Regions from separate parts of the Homo sapiens genome. Here region 1 is linked to region 2. A link is a loop called in an ENCODE intact Hi-C map of the cell type or tissue named here. Cell type or tissue: PC-3. All regions are shown on one strand. Links, peaks and the distances in the headings refer to the core of each region. The heading gives the core; the rest is flanking DNA. Region 1 has its middle 28 kb from the start of NDUFB4. Region 2 overlaps RABL3 (RAB, member of RAS oncogene family like 3).

What was found. A loop is a pair of places that touch in the nucleus more often than their neighbours do. Peaks named below come from ENCODE experiments on the same cell type or tissue, not always from the same donor. Only the 100,000 strongest peaks of a DNase experiment are listed, where the experiment ranks them.
Region 1: a loop joins it to region 2, with 3.0 times the contacts of the local background. A loop is called at or near these places in 3 of 110 quality-filtered maps.

What each region holds. Positions count from the first base shown.
Region 1 is chr3:120,562,552-120,574,196 of GRCh38, reverse strand. No RefSeq gene overlaps it. Among named protein-coding and RNA genes, the nearest start is that of NDUFB4, 28 kb to the left of the region's middle. RefSeq lists a cis regulatory region at 1,859-2,079 and a silencer at 9,351-9,554. In PC-3, for the core only: CTCF peaks have their summits at 6,101 and 6,305 (motif pointing right); a DNase peak (open chromatin) is centred at 6,306; H3K4me3 peaks cover 836 bases.
Region 2 is chr3:120,689,589-120,698,386 of GRCh38, reverse strand. It overlaps RABL3 (RAB, member of RAS oncogene family like 3), which reads left to right. Exons shown (of 8, transcript NM_173825.5): 6 at 4,163-4,234; 7 at 7,900-7,938; 8 at 8,499-8,798. The coding sequence ends at 8,564. Among named protein-coding and RNA genes, the nearest start is that of HGD, 12 kb to the right of the region's middle. In PC-3, for the core only: no CTCF peak of the experiment used is centred there; a DNase peak (open chromatin) is centred at 4,786; H3K27ac peaks cover 936 bases.

The sequences.
Region 1 (11,645 bases), core at 2,241-10,240, 130 kb after region 2:
CATCTGAAGCCTTCTTCTCTCAACTTGTCAAAGTCATTCTCCATCCAGCTGTGTTCCGTTGCTGGTGAGGAGTTGCATTCCTTTGGAGGAGGAGAGGCACTCTGCTTTTTAGAGTTTCCAGTTTTTCTGCTCTGTTTTTTCCCCATCTTTGTGGTTTTTATCTACTTTTGGTCTTTGATGATGGTGATGTACAGATGGGTTTTTGGTGTGGATGTCCTTTCTGTTTGTTAGTTTTCCTTCTAACACACAGGACCCTCAGCTGCAGCTCTGTTGGAGTTTGCTAGAGGTCCACTCCAGACCCTGGTTGCCTGGGTAACAGCAGCGGTGGCTGCAGAACAGCGGATTTTCATGAACCGCGAATGCTGCTGTCTGATCGTTCCTCTGGAAGTTTTGTCTCAGAGGAGTACCCAGCCGTGTGAGGTGTCAGTCTGCCCCTACTGGGGGGTCCCTCCCAGTTACACTGCTCGGGGGTCAGGGGTCAGGGACCCACTTGAGGAGGCAGTCTGCCCATTCTCAGATCTCCAGCTGTGTGCTGGGAGAACCACTGCTTTCTTCAAAGCTGTCAGACAGGGACATTTAAGTCTGAGGAGGTTACTGCTGTCTTTTTGTTTGTCTGTGCCCTGCCCCCAGAGGTGGAGCCTACAGAGGCAGGCAGGCCTCCTTGAGCTGTGGTGGGCTCCACCCAGTTGGAGCTTCCCGGCTGCTTTGTTTACCTAAGCAAGCCTGGGCAATGGCGGCCGCCCCTTCCCCAGCCTCGCTGCCACCTTGCAGTTTGATCTCAGACTGCTGTGCCAGCAATCAGTGAGACTCTGTGGGCGTAGGACCCTCCGAGCCATGTGCGGGATATAATCTCCTGGTGTGCCGTTTTTTAAGCCCGTTGGAAAAGCACAGTATTCGGGTGGGAGTGACCCGATTTTCCAGGTGCCGTCTGTCACCCCTTTCTTTGACTAGGAAAGGGAACTCCCTGACCCCTTGTGCTTCCCAAGTGAGGCAATGCCTCACCCTGCTTCGGCTTGTGCACGGTGTGCTGCACCCACTGTCCCGCGCCCACTGTCTGGCACTCCCTTGTGAGATGAACACGGTACCTCAGATGGAAATGCAGAAATCACCCGTCTTCTGCGTCGCTCATGCTGGGAGCTATGGACCGGAGCTGTTCCTATTCGGCCATCTTGACTGCCCTTATCCTATATGTATTCTATATTCTGCTTTTTCAGTTAAATTTTTTAAATAAACAGTTTTCCATAATCTTTATTATGGATAATAACATCCATAAACTATGGACATGTAATACTCCAACAGTAGGAAATAATTATAATTTACTTAGTTATCTCCTTTGCTTGACTTTAAGGTTGGTTTTTTTTTTTTTTTTGAGACAGCATCTCCCTCTGTCACCCAGGCTGGAGTCCAGTGGTGCAATCTTGGGTCACTGCAACCTCTGCCTCCTGGGTTCAAGTGACTCTCCTGCCTCAGCCTCCCAAGTAGCTGGGATTACAGGCACCCGTCACCACACCCGTCTAATTTTTATATTTTTAGTAGAGACGGGGTTTTGCCATGTTGGTCAGGCTTGTCTTGAACTCCTCACCTCAGGTGATCCACCCGCCTTGACCTCCCAAAGCGCTGGGATTACAGGCATGAGCCGCCGGCCCCAGCCTTAAGATTGGTTTTCTAAAAAGCATCAGTAAGTACTTAGATAAGGAAACACCACTTTTTAAAGCATTTTATGTTTGCTTATGGAATTATATGCTTTTTTACAGTTCCATTTATCTTTGCTTTTCACCCAGTTGCTCTTCTAGGTGTTGTGCCCACCTCCACCCTTCCTGTCAAACCCTGCCAATGCCTCAAGGCTTTGGAGGAAACGGACACAATGCTTTCCTGACAGTTCTCACTTAGTCTATGAACTCTATCACCCTATTGTCCCTGCCCAAGGAGGCATGCTGTTGATTTTTGTTGGTTTAAGCTTGTCCTCAGCAGAAGCAGGCTGATTCCCAGAAAGTCAATTCTGCTGAAGCCAGTTTGTGAATGACCACTTCTTGGAATGGCAAGGTGACCTAAGGTCAACCACAGCAAACTAGACTGAAGGCTGTGGAATATACCAGACTTTGGAGTCAGATACATGGAACGTCAAACCTGGGCCCTTCTCCCAATGCCCCTGGAATTGATTACTCTATGGTCTATAGGCAGAAAACCTGACCTCTCCAGCCTGAGTTCCTTCATCTTTGAAATGGGTGCCTAGAGAGCGTTTTGGAGATAAAATGACAGCATGCACACAAAGGCCCTGATGTGGGACCATCGTGGTAAGGCATGATGGAGGGTCATGAGATGCCTTCTTATGCTCTGGAAAATGGTGGAAGGAATCACATGGTTGGCAAAAACATATGAAATTCTACATCTGAATCTTGGTTTCTTCTCTCTTTTAAAATCCAGCTCCTCACAAGTCTATTTTTTGAAAGAACCAGCCTCCTTTTCTTCTAAATATTCTAAATATATGAAATCCAACCAAAGTTTCAAAACACACTTTTGTGGTTGTTCTTTCACAGGTGTTAAAGACAATTGGATAAGATATCCTGCCAAGAGCATCTTAAAAATACCAGGGTAACTTCTTTTTTTTTTTGTTATGGAAACTTCCCACACACAAAAGTAGAGGAAATGGTATAATGGACCCACTGTATTCATTCTCCAGCTTTTATCATTTTAAATATTTTTCCATGTTGTTTTATCCATCCCCCTAGATATACCCTTCATTTTTCTTTTTGCTGGATTATTTGAAAGCAGTCCCTCACAGTGTTTTATATTATCCATTAAATACTTTGGCATGTATTTCTAACAGTTAAGGAGGTTTTTTTCTACATAACCACAATGCTATTATCACACGTAACAAAAGTATCAATAATCTCAGGAGCATTTTAAAAATAGTGTTCTGGAAAAAGCAAGCCAAATAAGTGAGTAATAGAGAATTTCAAGCCCTATGGTAAGAGGTTTGGGAAGATGCTTTTGGCAAAGGGGGCACTTTCATTTTTGCAAATGACATCACAGAGCCAGATGTCACTTTCTCCTACATATCCAAAATTGGATTTACTTTCTTACCCCTGAAATGTATTCTCTAGTTCAGTGTAAGGCATCAGTATCCACCCAGGAGCTTAAGCCAGAGACTCAGAATTCTTGTAGAGTCTTTTCTCTCCCTCCTTTCTCTCTTACCCCTCCATTTAACCAGTTTTTTAAAATCGTGATAACATTTAACACGAGATCTACCTTCTTAACAAAATATTAAGTGTACAATACATTATTGTTGACTATAGGTACAAGGTTGTACAACAGCTCCCCAGAGCTTATTTATTTTGCTTGACTGAGACACAATGCTCATTGTTAGTGATTCCCCATTTCCTCTTCTTCCCAGCCCTGGCTACCACCATTCTATGATTCTATTAATTTGAATCATAGATACTTCATCTTAGATATTTCATATAAGTGGAGTCATGCAATATTTGCCTTTCAGTGACTGGCTTATTTCACTTAGTGTAATGTCCTTAAGGTTCATCTGTATTGTTACACATTGCCAAATTTCCTTTTTAAGGCTGAATAATATTCCGTTGTATGTATGTACCACATTTTCTTTTTATCCATTAATCTGTTGATGGACATTTAAGTTGTTTTCACATCTTGGCTATTGTGAATAGTGCTGCAGTGAACATGGGTATACTAATATCATTTTGGGATCCTAATTTCAATTCTTTTGGATAAATATCCAGAAGTGGGATTGCTGGATCATATGGTAGTTCTATTTTTAATTTTCTTAGGAACTTCACACTGTTTTCCATAGTGGCTGCACCATTTTGCATTCCTACCAACAGCATATGAGGGTTCCAATTTCCTCCACATCCTCACCACCACTTGTTATCTTTATATATATAACAACCATCCTAGCAGGTGTGAGGTGGTATCTCATTACGGTTTTGATTTGCGTTTTTCTGATGATTGGTGATGTTGAACATTTTCTTATACCTGCTGGCTATTTGTATGTCTTCTTTGGAGAAATGTCTATTCCAGTCCTTAGCCTATTTTTAAAATTAGGGGTTAGTTTTTTTTTAATTACTGCTATTAAATGTAGGAGTTTCTTATTTTGAAGTTCTAAATCTCAGAGTGAATATTTCTCATAGCAACCCCCTCTTCTCCATTCCTACTTCTGTTCCCTTTGTCTAGTGCACATTATCCATCTCGGCACAAAGTACTGAATGGTGTTTTTTTTTCTTTTTTAAATGAGGCTTTTATCATGTTGGCCGGGCTGGTTTTCAACTCGTGGCCTCAAGTGATCCACCCACCTCAGCCTTCTAAAGTGCTGGGATTACAGGAATGAGCCACCACACCGGCTTCTGAATGGTCTTTATCTGGCTTCCTCTGGAAACGAAACCTGAAACATGGATTCTACTATAAATAGTTCATTTGAGAGGTGATCTCAGGAATCCCTGGGAGCTGATTCAGGGAGCAGGACAGGGAAGTGAAAGAAGCCAATAAAGGATGTGTTACTAAGCACTGCCGAGCTCCATGCCACTGAGAAACTCCACTGGAGCTCCACCTCACTGAGAAACTCTGAGACACAGAGTAGAATACGACTTAAGAGTTATCCCAACCAACAGGCAAGGAAGCTGGGGTGTTTACCCATCAACTCTCCTGTTCCTCATTGTTTGAGGGCTGATCTCAGGGACATCAACCCCCCAGCACATCTGGCCTGCACTCCTGCACTGTGTATGGGCTATGCATGCTGCCAAGCCAGAGCACAGAGGGTCACAGGCCTTGGGGGTGTGGGGTGCATACTAATTGGACGTGGGCGGGGCACTGACAGCACCGCTGCATTGCCTCCCTTCTCCCTTTCCCGACAGAGGCCTGGGATAACTTCCCGAGGTGCAAATCTGATTATGACACTCCTCTAGTCAATAAAAGCATATGTGGATGATGCTAAAGACCTACCTTGCTTATTTCACCTGATGCAGGTGACTGGAGTGGTGCCAAGCCATCTGACCCTGGGCACCTTTGGCATACCTTCTGCAGGTGGTCAAAGCTTGGACTGGATTTTCAGTAACGTGAATTAAATGGATAGATAGCTTTATTCATATATTTATAATTAAAATCTGTTTATTTGCAGAACAGGTTGGGAAGGGAAGAGATAAATGATTGCCTGTGGTTTGGGGCCCACTGGTGCAGCCCATCTCCTCTCAACAGCTTTGCTGACCCCTTCTCGACAGTGCAGAGCCTCTCCCCTGTGTTTCTGTCACTGCACCAAAGCCACTCGTGGCAGCACCTTGTTCTTCTTTATGCAGTCACATTATCTGGGAATCTCAATGTGATTTGCAAGCTTACATAACTTCCCAAATGAGTCAGCATGCTCATCAAGAAGGCAGCATGGTGTCGTGGAAAGAACAAGGCATTTGGTGCCAGATAGAACAAGTTCAATTCCTGCATCTGCCACTTCCTAACTGTGTGTCTACACAAGTTATTCTACCTCCCCCAGCCTGTTTCTTCCTCTAACAAATGGAGATGAGAATATCTACCTAGGAGGGTTATTATAAGGATGAAGGGAGGTAAGGAACACTCAGAGTGTGATCAGTGTTTGCTTCTCCCATCCTATATCCTGATTTACACATCTAGCAGCAAATTCTTGAACCTTACTGACATGTAGTGAGTAGAAAATGCTGATTTGTCTTTGTCTGCTTTTAGCACCAGTTAATTTTTGATGAAAGTTTAAATCATGTATTTGTAAAGGAAAAATTGGTCTTGCTCTACTCTGGGCAAAGCAGGCACAGTGCGTGTGAAATAAATCAGCACCAGAAAGGTCTGTGGTGCTCTAGGTAGGGCTGGGCAGGCACAGCCTGGCTCAGGCCTGGCCGGACTGCAGTGGCAGCCAAAGATCACTAGCTTTCAGAGGAAACTTTGGGAGCATGCAGTAAGACAGACAGCCTGAAAAACAAAATATCCAAGAGAGGATGTGGGATCCAATCCGAATAGCTGCTTACCACAGTGGGGAGCGGTTAGGAATGGCATGGTAGAATGCCTTTTGCCAGACAAAGCAGCAGCATACGAATGAGGATGCTGCTGTGCTGGTCAGGGCTGGGGATAGTTCTGGAACTGTTTTTCCTAAGCGGTTAAAGCAAATGCAAGCTTAAAAAAAAAATAAAATCCCTGATCAGCAAATAAGTACTGCTACAAATGTTCTTCCCTGCTGGTCACAACACTATTAGGGCAGGAGTAGCAGACAAGCTCATTTCCAGGATCTTTACAGCCAGCATAATACATAGCTAGCAGTCAGCTGGGGGCAGCAGAGAGAATATTTATAATTTAGAGATGATTGGTTTGCATGTCCGTGGAGCAAAGAGGTAGCTAAAAAAGTAAAGCAAGAGCCGATCTTTAAACTCAGACACCCCAGAATGTTAGAGCTGGAAAAGATCTTTCAGATCATCTAACTGTTCTGGTGATTTTTATATACTAACAACAGCAGAACTTTTCTTTTAAATAAAATCTTATGCAGACTCTCCCCTTTAAAACAAATAAAAGGAGAGCTGCTCTGAGTAGGGGAGGGAGGGAGACAAGGGGGCAGTGTGGTTCTGGGACGGCAGCCTCTGAGCCTTCACTGTAGGTCTCCAGCAGTAGCCCAGAAATACGTCATGGAAATCCTGAGGCCCCACTGACCACAGCTTAGAAACCCCTCATCCAGTCTTAGGCTCACAGAGGGCAGGTGACTGGTCTAGGGTTACTGAGCAGAATTGGGACTAGAGCGCAAACCTCTTGATTTTAAGTTCCTTGCTCTCTGCTAAAAACCATCTCTCCTTCAGAAAAAAAAAAGTATCTGTAAAGATAAAGTTACCTCGTGAAATAGCTTATTAAAGTAAATGAGAAAGCCAGAGGCATCTGAGTGTAAACACTGGCTTTGAAAAGGATCCAATTTTATCTTCTTCTCTGCTGGACCCAAGGGCAGCTTCTTACTACATTTATTTTTAAGGCTTTTAGCGTAACAGTCACAAAATCCAAGGAGATTTACTAAATTAACGGTCACTTAAGCCAGGACGAGTCTAACCAGTTTGTACCTGTTAGAAAACAGAAACTTAAAATAATAGCTTAGTGTTAGAAAAAAAATTATTTTTACTATATTGGCACAATAAGAAAGGAAGGTGAAATGCACGGCAGATGAAGGGGCCAAACCAGAGCTCTCAGGCGCTGGAGCACGAAGCATTTCAGACTCTTGCCTCCGTTTATCGTTTGTGAGAACTCAGACAAGTCACAACGTCTCTGGACCTCAGTGTTTTCAATCTATAAAATGATTAAATCATTAAGGCTATTAAAGGTCAGTATGCAACAGAACTCTGACATAGAACTTCCCAGTGAGCAGGGTCAGCTGGTGCTGTGCCTAATTAACATGCAGCAGAAGTCTCTGTGTCCAAGGCCAAGGGCCTAGTAGTGCAATTAATACAGAAGAGAAAGGAGCGGGAGGAGGGAAGCAGGCAGAGAGGAAAGCAGAGCCTCTCCTTTCATGCTTCAGAGGACAGGACTTTGGTCAGCAGCATCCTGCACATTTATGTGAGGACTATTACCTGGAAGTCCTCTAAATGGCAAGATAAATGGCATGTGCATATGATGAAAAGTCTGTAAGGACATACACCAAAATGCCAACAGTGTTTTTACTGGGTTAAATGTTTATGAATGTCCTTTGCTTTCTTCCTTTCTTCCCTTCTTTCTTCCTTTCTTCCCTTCTTTCTTTCTCTTTCTTTCTTTCTCTCTCTCTCTTTCTTTCTTTTTCTTTCTCTTTCTTTCTTTCTTTTTTTCTTCCTCCCTCCCTCCCTCCTTCCTTCCTTCTTTCTTCATTCCTCTCATCCTTCCTTCTTGCCTTTCTCCTGTGTTTCCTACATTTTGTACCTTACCTATGTATTGCTTGTGTTTTCCCCACCAGAAGGTAAGCTCCATGAGTGCAGGAATTTTTGTTTCTTTTGTTCACTGCTGTATTCCTAGTGCCTAGAACAGTGCCTGGCATTTGGTAGGCACTCAATAAACATTTGTTGAGTAATGAATAATGTGCAATTTAAAAGTGAGAATTTTTTTTTAATTGCAGGCAACACAAATTATGTCTTAAAGCAGTAGTTTTCAATCTTTTTGGACTACAGCCCATGGTAAAAAATATTTTTAAAATTGTGACATCACAGTACATAAATTCACACACACAAATATGACATATATAACAAAGATTTCACAAAGTAATACTTATTATTATAACTTGTGGCGTACTTTGATATTTTAAAATCACTTCTATTTCCATTTTTGAAATACTGACTCACTAAATTTATTTCAAGACTCACTAATAAGTTATGATCTGCAGTTTGAAAATCACTTCCATTGAAAGAGCAGCCACCTGGAAGGTCAGCCATGGTTGCCTTGTAGGGGAAGGCATGGGTGAGAATCTTCCATCTGTTTGCACCTAATCTTTGGAAGATCAAGAGCTTGAAATTAGCAAGGGCAGATGAAGTTGTCCATGGTTACCTGTGTTTCCTAGCTACTCTTCAGAAAGACATTGTGTCTCAGAACCTTGAGTAGAATCATTTAGACAACTCCATCACCGTACAAGAAGAAACTGAGGATTGGGAAAGGAAGAAGGCTTCCTACCACATCCTACATGTGTGAGCTTAATGTTCCTTAAAACAAATATTCTAGTCAACTCCACCCCTGAACATGAAGTAGAGACAAAGAAAACTGGGGCAGGAATCAGAGATTCCAGTTCTTATGATTTGGCCAACCTGCTTTGAAACTCAGTTTCCTCATCTGTAAAATGAGGAATCGGCCATAATGCTATTCAAGACCAGTGCCAGCCCTAAAAGTTGATACTCTAAAAGTAAGACAAACAAATAAGAGTAACAATCTTTGCCAAGCACCTATTATGTACCAGACAATGAGCTAAGTGTTTTACCTATAGCATCTCACTAAACCTCCCAACAACTCTGGGAGAATAGGGTTATTAGCCTTCACAGAGGACGAAACTGAGGCTCAGAGAGGTTAATAACTTGCCCCAAATCAGCAAGTAACAGGGTTGGTTTCTAATTGGGGTCTCTCTGATGTCAACCCCCGTGTTCTCAACTACAACACATACTGTTCCCTAATGGAGTTGCTTTGGGGTTTCCATTTCAAACCCCTGACACATTTGGTCTCCCTTTAAGCTAGGAATGTTCAATTAAAGGTAGTAGTACGTTGTAACAAATGATAAAACGATACCAAGGGGGTATATATAAGGAGAAGGGAAGCAATACTATTTGAATGCAATATTCAAAGCATTTTGTTTATGGTATTCAATTTAATCCTTACAACAACCTTCAAATTTGTTTTTGTTTTTGTTTTCATTTTACAGATGTAAACACAGAAAGGTTTAGTAACCTTTCTTTTTTTTCTTTTTTGAGACGGAGTCTCACTCTGTCACCCAAACTGGAGTGCAGTGGCACGATCTTGGCTCACTGCAACCCCCGCCTCCTGGGCTCAAGCGTTCTACAGCCTCAGCCTCCTGAGTAGCTGGGATTACAGGTGCTCACCACCATGCCCGGCTAATTTTTGTATTTTTAGTAGAGACGGGGTTTCACCACGTTGGCCAGGCTGGTCTCAAACTCCTGACCTTAGGTGATCCGCTCTCACTTTAGCCTCCCAAAGTCCTGGGATTACAGGTGTGAGCCACAGCACCCAGCAGGTTTAGTAACCTTTTAAAGATAACAGGTATTTAGTGTAGCTGTGGGACTGTAAGCTCTCTGAAGATACAGACTGTCTCTCCCATTTGTGCTTTTATTGTCAATGCCTAAAAGAGTGCCTCGTACATTGTAGGTGATCAATACACACTTACTAAAGGCATAACTGAAGGAAGTAACCAGGTTTTAAGCCCAGATCTGCCCAACTCCCAAATCCAATTATTTTCACTGCTGAACTCATATTATTTATTTAAAACAATTGGTATTTAGCCAGTTGTTACTGAGTTCCCATCTCTTGGCCGAATCTATAATTAAGGTAATTTTGTAAGACATAGTTAGAGCTATTCCCTGGCTCCCTAAAATGCGTAACGTTCACCCAGAGGACCAGACTTGGAGAAAAACACAGGACTGGAAAACATGTGATCACACCCTAGTATCATTGCTCTCCCTGATCACCAAGAGCAGTTACAGAACAGAGAGGTTTGTTTTGTTTGGTTTTTAAATCAGTAAACACAAATTTTAAAAGGCCTACTCTTAGGCAGAGTATCTTCATAGTGACAAGGACATAGTGACAAGTGCATCTTCTGGTGCATCTTCTAGGATGTTTCTGCCCAGGAATTGGAGGAAGGCGAGAAATGAGGCATACCAAGCATGCCATAGCAGACGGGTGTGTGCAAGTGTGCCTGAGACATGGCCCTGCTTAAACTCAGCCAGGCAGGTCCAGTGATGGATGAGTGGATGGCTCTGATAAAGAGCAGGCATCTCCTATCTTTCTCATTCAAGGGTAGTTCCTCTCCAATGCACTGACCAAGGCTACACCTGGCCCTGGCTTCGGTCATTCAGGGTACTTCCCCTGCCCTTTGGAGTTGTGTGCTCATCTATTTCTTAATTTCTCCACCTTTTCCAAGTATTTACTAAGGGCTCTCATAGGCCCAACCTACGCAAGGTGCTGTGGTGGCTACTACAGAAGGAACAGAGCACAGGCTTCTTCTGGCCTCTTGGGTGTCACTGGTAATATACTTGGAACTCAAGTGTAACCGTGAAGTTCCCTGGTAGCTGAGCTGGTGACTTAACTATTATCACCTTCCTTGCCACCTCCTGAGAGCTTGGGAAGCCTTTCTTGTTACTGTGGTTTGAAGAGTGTGATTCTCCCTTATTTCCCTGTGCACCTTCTGTCACCATGACATCAGCTCAAATGTGGTCTTCTTGCCTTGAGTGAACCAGCACCCATATTACCAAGGCCAGCATGATCAGAGAGGTGTAAACTCTTTACAGGTGGGTCAGCTGGAGAAGATGCAAGGTCAGTACAGCTTTGTAGATAATTCTCTTTGCTTCCTACACTGAATTTGGCTGCCTCTGTCTTTAACCTGAACTAAACCTACTCTGTTCTCATCCAAAGTGTTTTTTTGGGAGGGGGTAGGGCTGGCTGTCCCAGAAGTCAAATGTTCTCTTTATATTCACCTTGTTTCCTGCTCTGAGTTTCCTTCTGTAGTGTCTGTTAATGCCTGTTTTGGTCCAAATCTTTTTTTTTTTTTTTTTTTTTTTGTTTTTTGAGACAGAGTCTTGCTCTGTCACCCAGGCTGGAGTGCAGTGGCACGATCTCGGCTCACTGCAAGCTCTGCCTCCTGGGTTCACGCCATTCTCCTGCCTCAGCCTCCCGAGTAGCTGGGATTACAGGCGCCCGCCACCACGCCCGGCTAATTTTTTGTATTTTTTAGTAGAGACGGGGTTTCACCATGTTAGCCAGGATGGTCTCTATCTCCTGACCTCGTGATCCACCCGCCTCGGCCTCCCAAAGTGCTGGGATTACAGGAGTGAGCCACCCCACCCGGCCTTTTTTTTTCAATAGAGATGGGGTCTCACTATGTTCTGGAACTCCTGGGCTCAAGTGATCCTCCCACCTCGATCTCCCAAAGCTGGGATGACAGGCATGGTCCACTGTGC
Region 2 (8,798 bases), core at 734-8,733:
CGGGTAAAGACAAAACTGAAGACATATTCAAATAATATATTCTAGTGAAAGAAGCTTTATACTTGAAATCAGGCTATTTGGATTCTAGTCTAAACGTAGTCAAGATTGGAATCAACATATCTAGACTGAGAGATGTGCACAGTCACTTCAGCCTTTTATGTTGGTCTGTTGGAATGTTCCAACTTTATTCTATGAATAATTTAAATCATAGGCTTCTTTTTTTGAAACAGAGTCTCGCTCTGTCGCCCAGACTGGAGTGCAGTGGCGCGTTCTCAGCTCACTGCAGCCTCTACCTCCTGGGTTCAAGCGATTCTCATGCTTAGGCCACCTGAGTAGCTGGGATTACAGGCATGTACCACCATGTCCAGCTAATTTTTTAAATATTTTTAGTAGAGATGGGGTTTTGCCATGTTGCCCAGGCTAGTCTTGAACTCTTGACTGGATTTGCCCTCCTTGGCCTCCCAAAGTGCTGGGATTACAGGCGCGAGCCACTGCACCTGGCCCATGGGCTTTTTCTTGAGAAAGGTTTTTAAAATCACACCAAAATTAAAATAAATTGATTAAAGTGGCACTATAAGCATATTATTCTTGCTTTTAAAAAGCCTCTTAGCTTCTTAAACTACAAATTTTACCTTAAAGGGCAACGTAACAAATACATGAAAAAATTGCAAACCTTAAACTAGGAGTGCTTCATAAGGACTAATTTATGTACACTTATGCATATATAGAGGATTGAGTCCCTTGATGAGATAACTAGCTCAATGAGAACTGAGCGCGTAAAAAAGCTAAGAAATGGTTGTCATGTAAGCCTGTTAGGATCCCAGAAAAAGATCCTGGCCAGCAATTTCAGTCATGGTCATGTTGTTCACAAATAGGATTTCTGCAACTGTGCACTGGCATTCCAGAAATGCAGTGGTGGTGGTGTAATAGTACTAGTGAGCAACATTTATTGAGCACTTACGGGTTGAAAACTGTTTTAGTTATTTACATACATTATCTCACATGCATCATCTTCACAATCAACTCTATAAGACAGGTACTATTACTATCCTCTTTTTAAAGATAAGAAGGAGAGACGTAACAAGACCAAGGAAGTTTACCCAGGTCAATTAGGGTATTCAGATTCAGAGCCTGTGCTCTACAGTTAAGCCTCTTTTGCACTTAATTAATCCTTCAACTCACCTTGAGAATTTGGCAGCTGAAAAAACTCTTAGAAATCATCTAGACCAACAGTTACCCAAATCTGATTGTGTATTTATATTACCAATAGTACCTATGGAAAATTTTGAATAACCGTCCCACAGCTGGAGCTTTTTATTCATCAAGCCTGGCAGGAGGACCAGGAATCTGCAGTTTTAACAAATAACTCAGGTGCTTCTGATGCCTTTATTCTATGAATCAATGTTTATGAACACTGCTTGGTTCAGCCCCACCTCTACCCCCAGCTTCTGCCTGCCATTCCATTGTTTTTTACATTCTGCTTTGCAGCGGAGAGCCCCTCATTTTTCTCAGCTGCCACAATGGAATATTTGATGTGCATACCCCAGGTAGTCAGCACTGAACCATGATATTCCAAAGGATTCTTGCTATATAGATATATAATATTCTTGTTGAAGAAGTGCTGAGATTACTTTGAACATTATTTCCAAAGAGAAATTTACCATTGAAAACACTTAATTTGTTTCAGCGCTTACTTTAATATATTTTAGAATGTATCTGTTTCTAGTGCCTGTGGGTTTCTCTGATAATCGCGTGCATGTGTGTGTGTGTGTGTGTGTGTGTGTGTGTGTGTGTTATTCCTACTTGCCTTACAAAGCCAAGGCCATCTTTTAACTGTGAGTCAGATGTAAAGGTACTCAGGTAGTGAGACTTTAGCACATACAGTCTCCAAAGAGTTCAAATATAACATGTTTTTGGCCTTTATCAGTGTACAGCTTCAAGAACACAGCACACATAACAATAGGAGAGGGTCAGAGAATGCAGGGAAGAAAAAATGAGGAGGAAAATTGAATACAAGAGTTTCAAAAAGAAATAGCAATCAGAAATTCAGCAATTAAATATAAAGCCTCAAATAAAAACTAATGTAACATTATTAGTGCTAACATCAGTTACTGTATAAATTTCCTTAAAACTGTAGAAAAGTAAGAATTAACAAATGTATACATCAAAGGTGGAATCAGAGTTAATAAATAACTGCCTGAATACATGCAAATTGTTTAAATTATAAATAGGTGAACCATTACTTATTTTCTAAAATCCTGTTAGGCTTATTGTACCCTGTAAAAACTTTTCTCTGTTACGTATTTACTTTGAAGCGATCATATTGAAGTATCTTCCCTAGTTAATAGTCCTTTCTCAAGCTCAGTCAAGCTATTTGGAGCTATTAATTTTCAGGCTTTTCCCTCAGCCATGATAAATGGCAGATGGCTCTTTCAGCTCTAAATTTCTTATCCCAAAAATCATAGTGTTTCTCTAGGCTGGTCGACCTGAAATTATGGAACCATAGAATTAAGGTTTTGGGGGTGTTTTTTTGTTTGCTTGTTGTTTGCTTTAGTTTTTGTATTTAGTACTTCAGCTCTATTTAGAATTGTCTCAAACTTTTGACATTCTGATGACTAGCTAATCAATATCTATTTTATAAAACATTTCTACCACAGATCTAAGGTTTGTCTCTTATATGCCCCAATTGCTGTAGAAATGTGTTCAAACACTATTTCAAATACCATAGTTAGTGCAATGATGTTTCAGTCTACATAATCCATATATGGAATTATCTTTATTGTGGTAAGTGCTTGTTGTGCCTGAAAATTCAATCTGCTAGCATTTTCTTAGATTGAAGAGAGGAGGACTAATATTTTACTACCCAGTATGTCCAGGTATGGATTATTTAATTTTTCACAAAAATCCCGTGAAATAAAATATTGTTATCCCCATTCCACAAATCAGTAAGCCCAAATTTAAAGGTTTAGTACCCTAACCAGTGTTACACAGAGTAGAAATGTTGGGATGGATATTCTGATTTATTGCTTGCTGGCTTTGAAGACCCCTAATTTCTAGTACTCTGTGATCTTTGACAACTTTGTTGTAGCCTCTCTTTTTTGTGGTTTTAGAGAATGTATTATCATTTCTGGCTAAAATTTAAAGTGTGAGCCTTGAAATGTTGCATATGAATAAAATAGGAGGCTTCATTAGAAAGGAATCATGTGGGCCTGGAGATTGCAAAAACAGAATAAATGTAATAATAGTAATTTCAGTAATTTCTAGGGGCACAGAGGGTCTATAGCTAAAAGACAAAATTTCATACTTGCAAAGGAGCTTACATGATAGCCCTTATAGTTTGGTCTTAGGTACATTTCAGGTAAAAATCAAAGTACTCTATCTCTCAAGGTCACAAGTCAATGGTGACAAGCAAAAAAAAAAAAAAACAGCTAGACTGGAATTCCAGCGGATAGTAGGCCTTTTAAGGTTTTAAAGTTATTGTAATGATTAATGTTCCAGATCGTTTTGTCCCTTCTGGGCCCATTTTTTTTCCCTATAATAAAATTCCATCAAAGAGTAGTAATATATCTTTATTATCAAACAATAGTAGTAGATGTTTATTACCAAAAATAATATATCTTTGTGGCCTACCAAAAGATGTAGTACCTTGCATCTAAAGAGAAATCCTTGGCAATTGTTCTGTTTGTTCTTTGCACCTCTAAATCCTTATTTTCTTGCTTTCTCCGATTCATATGAACTGCATAGTACTAAATTAGTTGAGCACTGGTGATTAACTAGTACTAAAAGTGAAATGCTTACTGTTTTTCATGGCTCTCTCTCTCTGGTTTTCGGGGTAAATGTAGGTAGGTCACTCCAGTAGTACCTTGGTTTTGATATTAGTAAAATATTAGTAATCTTGTCTTCCTCTATGAATTATTTGATGATGAATACACTGATTTGGTATACTCTAAAATTGTTTAAATTACAAAGATTAAGTGACCTTATTTTCCTTTAATACTTTCCTCCTTTGTGCACCATAATTTGAAAATTATTTGAATATTTTGTGAGAGTATTGTGCCTAATAGTATTATGCCTACAGAAATATGCAACAGGATAAGTTATGAATAGCAACGAGCTTGGGTTTCCTAACTTTCAATTGTGGATCTTATGTTTTATCTTCTAGGACTGCACAAATCCACGGTACTTAGCTGCAGGTTCTTCCAATGCTGTCAAGCTCAGTAGGTTTTTTGATAAGGTAATGGTTTCAATTAAGTTATTTTTAAACTTAATTTATATATTATGAGAGTTTAAAATTTTTTTGTAGAATCCTATGACCTTTATTTTTTTGTCCAAAACTTCACAGCCTGGAATAATCCTTGTTTTGATCTCTCTTATCTGTTGGTATAATTGCCCAAGGCCTGCTGACGTATTTATTCCATCACCAGTGTTCTCTAAGTAAAGGGCAAAAGCTACTGGATTTAAATGGGGGTTTTAAAAAGATATCTAATTCCTCTCTTTAAAAGAATTTCTACTTACCCATTTTCTAGCTCTTTTTTTCACTTATTCACCCTCCCACCCCCATAAAGGCACTGAACTGAGGAGATTCTGCTTAAAGCCCTGAGTTCTTTTTGCTCTCCTAGCTGTTAATATTCTCTACATAAATGTTACTGTTACCTTTTAAGGTAATGTCTTCTTGATTTCCTAGTGTTTCCCTCTCAGAAATATTTGCATTCCAATTATTGACTCTCTGCTAACATTGTTTTATTGTCCTCAGCTGGAAGGAAAATGTAGAATGACTCAGCATACTGGTAAATTAGAGCACTCTTTGTCTTTCCTTCACAAAGCCATACAACTTTATTGCACATAGTATTGACCAAGTTTAAGTTGTTTGTCCAATGCTCACATTGCATAGTAAGGTAAAACAGGATGTCTTTCTGCATGTATTATTGAAAAAGGTTAATTCCTGTGTTATATTTCTTTTTAAGTGACATCTCCTAAGAAAATCATCTTCCCCATAGCTCTTCTTTATCAATCATTTTTTTCTTTTAACTATTTAGGGATTTAATAATTGGCCCTTTTGTTCAGCATTGGATAAGCCCCACCTTTAGATAATTTGGGATTTAATATTTGGCCTTTTTATCAGCACTAGATAAGCTCCAGCACCCTCCTCGATTAATATTAGGCCACTAGGAAAATTTTGCTTCACTGCAAAACTTCTTAACTGATATGTGGGAAATAGGGTACAGATGTGCCTAGATGCTGATTTCCCTCAGTTCTCAGAGCAGCCAGGGTCCTCAGGGTGGGGGGGTTGGGTGATTGGCAACCGCTTCCATTTTCTCCAGTGTGCTATACAAATATTAGCATTTTCTACGTGTGCCATGACATGAAAAATGTTGTGCAGCACTGCAAGGAGCCAGATTTTTTGCCCACATTGTTTTCAAACTTAAAATATAAGAATTTCCATTTGGTTTAGATCTATGGCCCCATCAATACAAAATTCTGTCCCTTATGAGCAACATCTTATAGATCTGCCCTGACCTGGAAAGATCCCACAGTATGTTGTTTAAATTTAAAATTTTATTAGTTCTAAAATTAAAAAATAAGATATACTAAATTACATCCTAGAGAAACTGGGTTATTGATTGGTATAATCCGAGTTGTCAGGCAAGGCTTTATTTTTTAAAAAATCAGGAGTACACATTGCAAGTCAGGGGTAAAGAATTATGACCAAAACCAAAAAGGTAACTTCTCTTTTATTGCCTGAATCACAACAAAATGTATGTGGGTTAGGAGGTTGGCCAGACCTCCAGACTGAGGTGGTTGCCTGAAACCAAAGGAGCTGACAACCAGATTTCACCCAGTTTTCTATACATCAGTTCTTCCAGAATTTAGCATAAAGATTTATTCTCCAGCCGGGCACGGTGCCTCACGCCTGTAATCCCAATACTTTGGGAGGCCGAGGCGGGCAGATGACGAGGTCAGGAGATCAAGACCATCATGGCTAGCATGGTGAAACCCCATCTCTAGTAAAAATACAAAAAATTAGCTGAGTGTGGTGGCGGGCGCCTGTAGTCCCAGCTACTCAGGAGGCTGAGGCAGGAGAATGGCGTGAACCCAGGAGGTGGAGCTTGCAGTGAGCCGAGATCGCACCACTGCACTCCAGCCTGGGTGACAGAGCAGGACTCCATCTGAAACAAACAAAAAAAAAAGATTTCTTCTCCAAAAGGAAGTCTAACTCCTTCTCCAGCCTCTTTCAACTAGTAGTAATTCCTCACGCTCCAGAATAATCAGATTTTCCTGTCCTGCCATAGAGAGGAAAGGGAATCAGTCTCCTTCTTGGTTTTTGTGGGATTGTTTTAAGATGTACACTAATGATAAACCAACTTTTCTACCTCTGGGGTAAGTGAATGCAACTTTGCCCTGGTGTCTTGTGGCTAAAAATAATCCAGCTATAGTCTCCAAGACAGCAAGAATCTGGATGAATGGCTGTCGCACCAGAGAGAGCAAGCTGGTCTTGGTCTTGGATCTGGATGAATGGTCTTGGTGTTGAATCTGGATGAATGGCTGTGGCACCAGAGAGAGCAAGCTGGTCTGTTCTCATTCAGAGGAACTCTTAGCTGCATAATTTCAGATTTGAATGTCTTAGAGTTCATCTCCAGCTGATCTGTATTATTATCCGATTAACTTTTCTTATCACAGCAGGTCTATGTAAAGAAAATACAGCTATTCCTCAACTTGCGATAGGGTTATATCTCAGTAAACCCCTTGTAAATTGGAAACATTGTTAGTCAAAAATACATTTATTACACCCAACTTACCAAGCATCGCAGCTTAGCCTAGCCTTCCTTAAACATGCTCAGAACACTTATGTTAGCCTACAGTTAGGCAGAATCATCTAACACAAGCCTATTTTATTAAAAAGTTGTGAATGGCTCATGTAATTTATTGAATACTATACTGAAAGTGAAAAAAGTGCCCATTGTATGGGCACTCAAAGTACAGTTTCTACTGAATGCATGTTGCTTTCACACCACCATAAAGTCAAAAAATCGTAGTCAAGCCATCCTAAATCAGAGACCATTTATAATACTTCCTCTGTAACCATTGCAGTTTCTCAAGTGTCAGAACAGAATTTATTATTCTTGAAAATGTTTTTCATCATCTGGAAACATGGTGCTCTTTAGGGTTTACAGCAGTTTTGGGAAAAAATGAAAACATGGTGCTCTTAAACTTATTACATTTGGACATATATTTTGAGGGTTTCTTTTCAATAATGGTGATGGATTTGTGCAGATACATCTGCTGCTTGAACATGTTTTTTCTACTTATCAAATGCAGGTAATTCTGAAACTACTGAAGTAAGGGTGCAGTTAGTTAAAAAAAAGTAGACAATTTACAACAGTCATTAGACTGCTTTTGATGTTGTGTCATCTGTCTATATTGAGGACATATAGAATTTGTCACCACTTACTATAGGGATGTGGTGGTTTGCTATGTTAAACAGTCCCCTCTTTAAGAAATAGACAAGACTATTGTAGCAGGCAAGTGCTTTTTTTATTTTATGGATGCTGTTTAGTACCTTTTGGGACTGACTGCTAGGAAACTTAGAGTCAGATTTGCTGTCATACTCTAAGAATTGCATAGGATCTTATATCATTCTATCATTATTTAGTTTTTGTTATTCATTTATTTTTTGATCTATCATTAATGCGTTTTGGAATGAGGCAGGCTTTTATGGAAATACTCTCACAATTCTGATCTCATTAACACCAGATTTTTAGCTGACTGTACTACATGTCTACTGCTATGGAAAAGATTCTTAGTTTGGATATATTCCTTTTAGTACCATTAGTGGTCGTTGCAGTTAGCCACTTTTTGCAGGTATGTGTGCTAAGCCTTTAAAATCTTTGTTTTTCACAGGTCATAGAGAAGAGATACTTTTTAAGAGAAGGTAATCAGGTTGGTATCTCTTTTCTTGATAAAATAGATTCTTAAATTTTGATAGGTGATTTCCAAATTTAAGTTCAGAAGTAGTTTTAAAAAGTTGGGGAAAGCCCTTTATAGGCACAAGCAACTGATTTCCTTCTATCCTGTTAAATACAAAAGGAGAAAATCAGAACAAAGGGAAAATAAGGATCTAGGAAACAAATATAATCTAGGAATAAGATTACATTATAAAATAGAAGAAGAAAATAATTTGCTTGGGACTCCAAGAGTATACGTTCAGGGTCTGTCACAATACAAATAATTTCTATAAAAGTCTAGTAGGTATTATGAGATTTACCTTCATTCTTTCTGATTTAGATGACACTATCACCAATTTGTTGGGAAATGTTTTCCATTTGGGTAAGATTTATTTTTATTATTTAATCTGTGGTTTTCTGAGTAAAACCTCAGAAAGTTGTTTTTTTAAGAAACAGCAGGCTGACATACAGAAATGGAAAAGAAGGGAAAAATTACTATTAGTATTTGAACTTTTATTGCTTGAGACTTAATGCAATTATCTTTCTTGCCTACAGATTCCAGGCTTTCCTGATCGGAAAAGATTTGGGGCAGGAACATTAAAGAGCCTTCATTATGACTGAATTACACTCATCCTTTGGAAGAGTGAGCAAGCAGTGGCAGTTTTTCACAGCTCATCTTGCTGTGTTCAATTATTACCATCACAGCCTTTTAACAAAATCATCTTAAAATGCTACCCTTCAGCCTTACCCTTTAATGGAAAAATGAAAGGAAGTGACAATACGGGAGGTCCAAACTTTGTCCCTGTTCTCTGTGTTCCTTACCTTTCTGTCCCTGTGTATAGATTATGTAAAAGC